Regions from separate parts of the Mus musculus genome. Here region 2 is linked to region 1. A link is a loop called in an ENCODE intact Hi-C map of the cell type or tissue named here. Cell type or tissue: heart. All regions are shown on one strand. Links, peaks and the distances in the headings refer to the core of each region. The heading gives the core; the rest is flanking DNA. Region 1 overlaps Sorcs2 (sortilin-related VPS10 domain containing receptor 2). Region 2 holds the start of Gm52811 (a long non-coding RNA gene).

Region 1 (4,391 bases), core at 190-4,189:
TGCCTGGATGCCAAACTTAAGCACACATGTTTCAGTGGTGTACACTGGGGCACAGGGACTGTGTGCTCGTGACTTGGGTGACACTGGCAAGAAGTACAGACCCTGTGTTGCTCCCTTATTTTGCGGCTACCCCAGCCCAACCAGAAGCACTAGAGGACAGGAGTGTGGGGCTGGCCCCAGATTACAATTTCTTCACAGAGGCGGCTTCACACTATTCTCCTCCCTAAGCTCAGTACATCACATACCAGAAGCCTCCCAGAATGGCAAACAGGCCAGCGAGGCCAGGTCTTGGGGAGTGGATGGGTGGTGAAGTACAGTGAAGGTCCCCTCCCTGATACCTGGTGGCAGAGGGTGGGCTCGGGGGACATTGAGGAGGATTGGCTCTGCAGCAGGGACTCTGATGAGCTCAGCATCTATGCGACAGCGATAGTGGAGGAGACAGAGCTCCTTGGAAAGGAGCTGGAATCTGAGGAGCAATGCCGAGCCGGCAGAAGGGGGACGTTGGAGCAAGATGCAGGGTGAGTGGCTGGGGCCAAGAAGGCACTGAATACAGGTAAGAGGACTCAGGGGGTCAGCTTCTAGACTGATCCCAGCCATTGCTACATTCTCTAGAGCAGTGGTTCTCAACCTGTTGGTTGTGACCTTTCTGGGGGACTCTTTCACAGGGGAGACATATCAGATATTTATATTACAGTCATAACAGTGGTAAAATTACAATGTTGAAGTAGCAACAAAAATAACCATGAAGTTATTATGGTTGGGCATCCCACAACATGAGGAACTGTATTAAAGGGCTGCAGCATTAGGAAGGTTGAGAACCACTGATCTAAGGGTTTCTTTACTCTGGGAAGGCTGAAGGCTGCAGCTCCCAATGCCAAGCTGGTGGTAGTAGCCCCTTCTTGAGCAGCAGATCCTCGGGGTGAGGGGGTGGAAGCATCTGTCATGACATGGATGTGATGAGGTGGCCCCTTCTTGGTGATTCTTGGACACAGTTTCTCTTTCTCCCAAATGCTGTCAGAGATCGAGAAAGCCTGTTGGAGCCAGCTGGCACCCTGGCTCACATCATGTCATCACAACAGGAAAGATGGAGTGAGGACTACATCTTCCCTGTATCCCAGCCCACTCCCTGCTGGGATAGCAGTCATCACACACACACACACACACACACACACACACACACACAGACTGGGTATTTTGACCTGTAACTTTCCTGCAGAAGTTGCAAGGAGACTTTGTTCTTGAATACTCTTTAGAAACCTGAACCGCATCCTAGGACCCTTTGGCTCATCAGCCACAGCTGTTGATGCCAGGGCATCACAGATGCGGGCCTCAACAAGAAACATGAGGTCCATGGGGGATCTGCCAGATGCACCGTCTGTGAGGCAAGCTCTGAGCTACAGTGGCTTCCTGCTTCTGAGACCTACCCCTTCATAGCCCTCTAGCTCATTCTACACAGTCCAGTAATGCTCAAGGCACCTGGAAGGGTTTTGTTTGTTTATTTACTTATTCATTCCTTTGTTTTGTTGTTGCTTTTTGCTTTGGGTGGCTCAGGGGTGTTGAGATGCTAAGAGCATTGTGAGAGCAAGTTGCCCTGACTCTGACGCAGTGTGACACTAAGCATGTCATCTCACATGTGGATCTCGGGTTCTAGCTCTATTTTTTAGTAACAGGGACTGAAGCACTTCAGAGGAATGGCCAATTCTGGACTTGGCAGGCAGTTGACACAGTGAGCCCAGAGCAACGGTGTGGTGCCAGCAAATGCAGAAGTGTGCTCAAAGCCAGAATAAGGCTCATAACGACAGGCATCTGTTCACAGGGACCAAGAGCCAGCTGACAGAGCTCCCCACAGCAAGCGCTAGGGTGATTTAAACAATAAAATAAATAAAGCATTATTGGATTACAGCTGAGGAGGAGATAAATATTCATGAGCCCACCCTCATGTAAACAGCTGATTGAAAGAGTAAATAATGAGGGAGGAGAGATGGGCCTGTCTTTACATCGGCTCTACAGACCCTTCCCCCGCTGCGGGAGCATTACCTACACAGGAACTGTGCAGCTGGACTTCCTAACAGGAAGTGTGGTACCCAAAGGAGTCACATTTATCATGGAGAAACATGGCAGGCACCTGCTCAGGCCAGGGACCAAGGTCAGCATCATCAGAGGAATACCCTGAAGACAATGGCATTTAAGTCATAACAAGTCCTCAGTGAGGGACACTGCAAGACACCCTGGTCCCACACTCGAGGTTATCAAGGGTCAGTCATCAAGAAAGAAAGTCAAAAATCTGGCATGCCCTAGTAAAGCTTTAGAAGACAGAGAGTGGCCACAATGCAGTGCCCACAAATGAAGATAGGCACTCTGGCCAAAGCCAGGGCATCTAACTGAGGCTTCAGTTAATCACAGGAGTCAGGACCAAGTACTTTGAGACACTGGGATAGACACATGACCACTTTCTACACTGCTGTCACTGTTATTCTATAAATATAAAATGGATGTTAAGAGTTAGACCTCTGAAAGAGGCACATGGCAGTCGGGGAAGGAGGCTCAGTGGGGAAAAGCAGTTGCATGAAGACCTAGGTTTGAATCCCTGGTGTCCATATAAAATGTTGGGAGTGGCCACATGCCTGCCATCCCAGCAATAGTTTGGGGTCAGAGAGATAAATGCAATGGGGGCCTGCTGGCCACTACCGTAGGGGGAATGGTAAACGCCAGGTTCAGAGAGAGACCTTCTCTCAAGGAAATTATGGAGGAGGACACCCACCATTCTTCTGGTCCCTACATACCTGAGAGCACACAAGGCCATGCCACAAGCTGACCAGTGAGCTGAGGACCAAAGAGCCTCCTGAGAGTTAGGCTGTGAGTGTCCCTCTCTACTTCCAAGAGACACAATGATATGTGGAAGTACTGAGCTGAGTCACTCCAGCTCTGATCTGTTGGGGGACCACTGCCACGCACTTCCTTTACTTAGCAGGGTGGTGGCAGAGAGGACTGATGTGTGGCTCCCTTTAGAAGCTCAGTTATAGCAGCAAAAACCATCACTGTCCTGGACATATCTCTATTGCCACCAGCTTCATCACAATCCTCCTCATCAGGTCCTTCCAATCACCATCATTATCACATCAGGACCACTGTATCAGCATCCTTACAGTGTAATGTCTCCTCCTGCCTCTTCATCATATCCTCTTGTTTTTCACTTCCCCTCCCCTCCGATCCACTACCCTCCTCTCTCCTCTCCTTTCCCCATCCCTCCTCTCCTATCTTCTCCTCTCCCTGTCTCTCCTCTCTATCCTCCCTTATCTCTAAGACAGGCTTTTAATATGTGACAAAGGCTTGCTAGAACCTGCAAGTCTCTGTCTCCTGAGGGCTACGTTCTTCTGATGAGAGCAATTTGGGGATTTGTTCCTCCCCCTCAGTACATCCAGGGGGGCAGGGATTCAAGTCTCAAGGGTGGACTGTAAAACTGTTTGAAAACAGTTGTTTATTTTTAAAACCGTATCACATTGATCCTCGATCAGAGGAATAATTCAGCTTGAGCCAGCACAGTCTCCATCTCATACAAGAAAAACAACAGGAGGCTGTTTGCCTCCCTCGATGACTTGTGGGAGGGTGGGTTCATCTCCAAACCCTGCTGCCTCTATAGGAGGGAGCCAAGGGCTGTCCTACAGTCATGAAGACTAGGAAGACATGAGCTATTGATACAGGTAATTGGCTCTGTTGATCCCACTGGAAGCAAGCAACAGCCCAGAAGCTGGGCATGTTTCATGTCCAGTATAAAATAAATGTGCATAAGATCCATGGTACCAGAGGTCAACACAAATCTTCCCTCTGTGAGAAGGTGCTGAGAACATGCCTGTTACCAGGGAAAGAAATGCAGGTGGATTGGGTTCAAATCCTGCCAACATACTCCCTAGGCCATCAGCTCAGACAAGCCCTATGATACTGAGCCTGGTTTCCCAACAGGCATGTGAGAAGCTGCCACCCAGGACTGCTAGCCCATCAGCACTGTGTCCAGTCCTCTGGAATATGACCTTATGTGGATAGAGCTCTATGGGGTGACTGTAAAAATGAGGTTATAAGCATGGACCCCAAACCAGTGCATAAGAAAGAGATTTAGGCATAACATGTAGAAGATAGTGTCTTATGCCCATGAAGTCATTCAGTGGCCAGCACCCGCCAGGAGCAGGGGACAGGAAAAGCTGGGACCTGACCAGGAGGTCTCTTCCTGAGCATCAAAGGGTCATAGGTCAAGAAGGGTCATGGGTCAAGGAGGAGGTAGGATAAGCTTCACTGTAGAATGACCTCAGCTGTGACTGTAGATGATGTGGATAACCTCACAGCCCATGGAGGACCCACACAGTCCTCAGCAAAGCCGCCTTTCTGGGAAGCAGGGG
Region 2 (4,391 bases), core at 107-4,106, 46 kb before region 1:
AGAGAGGCACTGTCTTCAGGACACTGTGGTGCCTGTGTCCTGGCTGGCGGGTGACCCTCAGGCCCCTCTGCTGTGACTTGCTCTGCTGTCCTCTTTGTAGTGGGATCGTATCCTGCCTAGGTAGGGATGGAATTCTGCACAGAACAGGCCTCTCCCCCCCTGCTATTTACTTAATCATTCAGTTCTATCACCAGGGGATCATGAATATTTATTTTACACTTTGCATTGTAATTCATAAACTGTCTTGCTCAGAGCACCCAGCTGTAGCTCCCAGGACCTTTCTGTTCCTTTGTCCTTTCTTAGATCGTCCCAACTGTGTGTTGATTCCTGGACAAAAAGAGAAAAGACACAAGCCACCCAGACATCCTGTTTGGCTCACCTGTCCACTTGACATCCCTTTCTCCACCCCAGGCCTGAGATGCACGCCAATTGGTTTGGCCAATTCTGTGCCTAGAACCCACATGCTTCTCATTAAGGCTCTTTCCCATGATGCACGTGGCACTGCAACTGCTTGCTCTGGGCCTCCTGGTTGAACTTCACACTCTGAGCAACTCCTATTTTGTACCTCTGGTGACCATGGGCTCAGGGGTGGGTGGGCTTGGCAATTGGTCCATCCTGGGTGCATTGGGAATAGAATGTATGTATGAATGAGGGGATGTTGGCCCCACCTCCACCTGGACTCCCATGGGATCCTGCTTGTTTCTCTCTTTGGGAGAGCATTCTCATGAATATTCAAGTAGCCTAGAGGCCAACAGCCAGAGAGTCCCATTCACCTCCTCCTCCACACTGCTCCCGTTGCACGAATTAGTAAAGGTTCATTCGTTCACTTATTCACTCTTCTATGGTTGCTGAACCAGAGCGGGAAGGGGGCCTTCGCTGAGGAGGGGCACACAGGTAGCTATGCCTTGAATGGGTAGATTTGATTGGCTAACCAGGGTAGTGATGTGATGGACAGGGTTTCTAAGAGCGGGGTCTCTGGCCCAGCTCCCCTCTCCACCCCAGGCTGCTATCAGCCACCTCAACTATGTTTCTGTGGTAGACTGAGCCATTAGGCATCTTGCCTTTCTGGGTGTGTGCTGCTCCCTACATGGATGCAGAGGAAGATGGAGATAGCCCGACTCAGCCCCTGATGGATGCAGAGGAGGACGGAGATAGCCCAACTCAGCCTCTGGTGACTGAGACACTGGCCTTGAGCTTCCACCACGATTTGGGACCACATATCAAACCGAAATAGCTCTCTTCATACGTTCTGAGTGCAAACTCCCAGACAACAAAGCCCTACCTGCAGATGAACCCACACCAGTCAACCTGTGGGTAGGTAGGGTCAGGGCCTTCTTCTTACACCTGCTTATCAAACAGCTTCCTGTGCACAGAGGCTCTCTCTCCAGGAGACCCTCCCTGGTACAGAGTCAGTGCAGGTCCTTGGCCCGCATCCAGAATGGCCTGCACCGAGAGCCTTGTGGCTGTTTACGCTCTCTAGGGACATCTCCCCACAGCCTGGCAAAGCTGGGTCTATCTGCTCTAGCCATAACCCAGCCTAGACAACTCCAACTAACACGGAGTCAGTGCTGTGATTTCATTACTGATTAAGAGCTCTGGGCTTCGGCCACCATACCCTGAGGTGGGTCCAGGCCTCTGTCTAGGTGACCCTAAGGTGAATGCCAAGAACCCAGCAAGCTCACTGAGGTCTATTTTCAGCCTTAGACCTGGGAGAGTGAGCCAAGGAAAAAAGAAAGTGCTGACAAGGATGAGAGTTCCTGGGGCAAAAAGCAAATCAATTAGCAGCTCGTGGGCGGAGGCGGGCAGATTGCACTTCCAAATTGAGAGGCAGACTCTATTTTCAGTGGGGGTATTTTTACTACTTACTATTTTGGGGGAGACATATGGTACCTGAGCTAGGTCCTGGGGGCCTGTGAGGCTAGGCTTCCTGAAATCAGAGGTAACATGTTGAAACATGCTGTAGAAATATCTGACACATTCATTTGACTGATGGCTGGGCCTGAGCCCTAGGAAGGACTAGTAAGCTACAGGGCCCAGCACAGGGTCAGAGCTATGGGGCAGGAAATGGACTGAGGAGCACACACAACATACCTACCAAGGAACTGTGATTGCCTTCATTTCTCCAAGGCGATGCTGAGGCCAGAGAGGCCAAGGGCCTGGTGTATGGCTGCACTGACTTCTTGTTCCCCTGTACCACTCAACTAAAGCCAATGCCAATGCCAAGGGCATGGTTGCATCTGGAAGGCAACTAGCAAGCACCAGGGGTCTTGATACAGCAGAAGATTCTACAAAGGCCTTTCTCCCTACCCCGATGGCCAGATATGGCTTCCAGAAGTCTACAAGCCACCAAACACTGGGGATGGATTTCTGACCTTTCTCTACCCTGGTCACTGTCAGTGCACATGTGTCCTGAGCTCCTCTTGCAGCAAACCCCTCCTCCAAGGTACCTCTGTTCTCAAGGCCCGCAGAGACCAAGAGAGGACCTCTGTGTTCTGGAGCACAGGCCATGAGTGCTCCAGCTGCCCTGCTGCAGCAGACAGAAAGGTCAGTGCAGCCACACACGAAGGGCTTGGGGGCAGCTCCTGGCAGAGGTGGGGCACACTGGGTGGGTCTTGTGCTCCATCCTTGTTCCCTTGGTCATATCAGGAATACTGACTGCTTCGAGGTCTACATGTCTTCATCTGGCCTCCAGATTTAGTCCCGTCTCCTTCCTGTCTGCGGTGGTCCATGGGATACTAGTTTGAACCTCCTAGTTTGATATGCCTGTGACTGCTCCCCTCCAAGGCTTCCTGTGGCTTCCCTGCCCACCAGGTGCTGGATGTCACTTCCCTGTGGTCCACTTTCTGCCATGAAGCTTTCAGCCCATCTCTTCCAAAAGGTAATGTTAAACTCCTAACCTGCCCTAGTAACACACATCAGACTTCAGTCACTTACAGAAAACAGAAGAAAGTAAATGCCATCTTTGCTTGCCAGAGCCCTGTCTGGCAGCCCCATGGACCTTCCTTCCTGTCTCTCTATTATGTATACATGTATGATTGTGTATGTATGCTTACACACTCGTGTGTTGGGGGTTCTGCCAGCCTAAGCCTCAAGACTAGTATCACCTGTTTGCTGAGCCCTCCACCCCCACATGTTCCTGGCCAGCCAGATAGACCCAGCTGGGAATCCAGGAAGCTTGGTTTTGACTGCTGGAGAGGCAGACAGTGGCACCGCCCCCAGATCTGAAATTAGAACCTGCCCGAGTTTCATCTGAACCAGAGTGAGTCATGAGGAATGAGATTTCTCCAGCCCAATGCCTTTTCTTATGCCCCAAGACTTGCAGATGGGGGCTTGGCACCCTCCGGTGAGATCTCTGGAGTGGCAGGGGTGGTTATCTGTTTGGCCACCTCTGAGACACAGTGTACCTGAGATGCAGCCTTAGGTACACCAGAGGATGGGGCCTGTGGGAGCCAGGTGGGTTAGCTAAATGAGATTCAGACACAAGCAGCACACTGGAGAGGGTGGATGGGTGCTAACAATGCCTTGCAGTTGGGGTTCAGCCGCTTGGGTAGGGAATGAGTGACATGGACCACACACACTCCGACCTGCTGGCATGGGCAGATTGTAGGTGGTGGTATCATTAGCAGAGATCTGGACATGAGACGGGATGACTGGTTTGAGAAGATGATCAGGGGTCAGTCTGAGCCACTAAGGTTTCTATATCATACCCCGTGGAGAGAGAGAGCCTCAGGGTAAGGCCGGTAGGAAGCTGGTCTGGGGAGAGGACATCTGGGGACTACATGCCCACACCTGGGGCTGGAATTCAGATGTGGCTTGACTTATTTCAGGGAGGGTCATTTGAAATGTGCTTTCTCAGCTGTTTTGGAATGAGATAGTGTGACATGGAGAAGAACTGGCCAGGGTGCCACCCCATCCTCTTACCATCATGACGTACTAGAGCTAACTAAGAGCAGGGTCACTGGTCTCCCATAGATTCTCTGGGTTGGCCCAGGGCCTAAGAGTGTCACCAGCATCCTTCCCAGGACCAGCACAGGGTGAGAGGACAACTGGGAAAATGGACAGCAGTTTCCAGTCTTCTTACCCTCTGCCCTACGACCTTCATTCCAGCCTGTGACAGTCACCATGTGACCATCACCTCAGCCCATCTAGGCCTTCACTCCAGCTGTTCTATCTGCCATGTACAGAAGCCTCTGGTTCCCAGTATTAAAGTCCTTTCCCATGCCTGCTGTAGTTTCTGATGATGAAAAGATCTAGAACTATATTAGCAGTCAAAGGTCAAGATTTAGTCCATTCCCTTCGTCCTTGCTGAACAATGACCCAGACCTTTTCCTGTAGAACCTGTCTTTGGTCCTGATGTTTCTGACTTTCATCTTTGACCTACAAGATCCAGG

What was found. Hi-C counts contacts between places; a loop is a spot of excess contacts. Peaks named below come from ENCODE experiments on the same cell type or tissue, not always from the same donor. Only the 100,000 strongest peaks of a DNase experiment are listed, where the experiment ranks them.
Region 2: it touches region 1 in a loop (2.2-fold over the local background); 5 of 42 quality-filtered maps call a loop at or near these places.

The regions. Positions count from the first base shown.
Region 1 is chr5:36,128,843-36,133,233 of GRCm38, forward strand. The region is part of intron 3 of Sorcs2 (sortilin-related VPS10 domain containing receptor 2); the gene reads right to left. Among named protein-coding and RNA genes, the nearest start is that of Gm52810, 15 kb to the right of the region's middle. In heart, for the core only: no CTCF peak of the experiment used is centred there; DNase peaks (open chromatin) are centred at 1,049 and 1,739; H3K27ac peaks cover 360 bases.
Region 2 is chr5:36,082,627-36,087,017 of GRCm38, forward strand. The region is part of intron 3 of Sorcs2 (sortilin-related VPS10 domain containing receptor 2); the gene reads right to left. It overlaps Gm52811 (a long non-coding RNA gene), which reads left to right and starts at 2,357. Exons shown (of 3, transcript XR_003955892.1): 1 at 2,357-2,544; 2 at 2,647-2,878. In heart, for the core only: no CTCF peak of the experiment used is centred there; DNase peaks (open chromatin) are centred at 1,645 and 3,240; H3K27ac peaks cover 2,257 bases.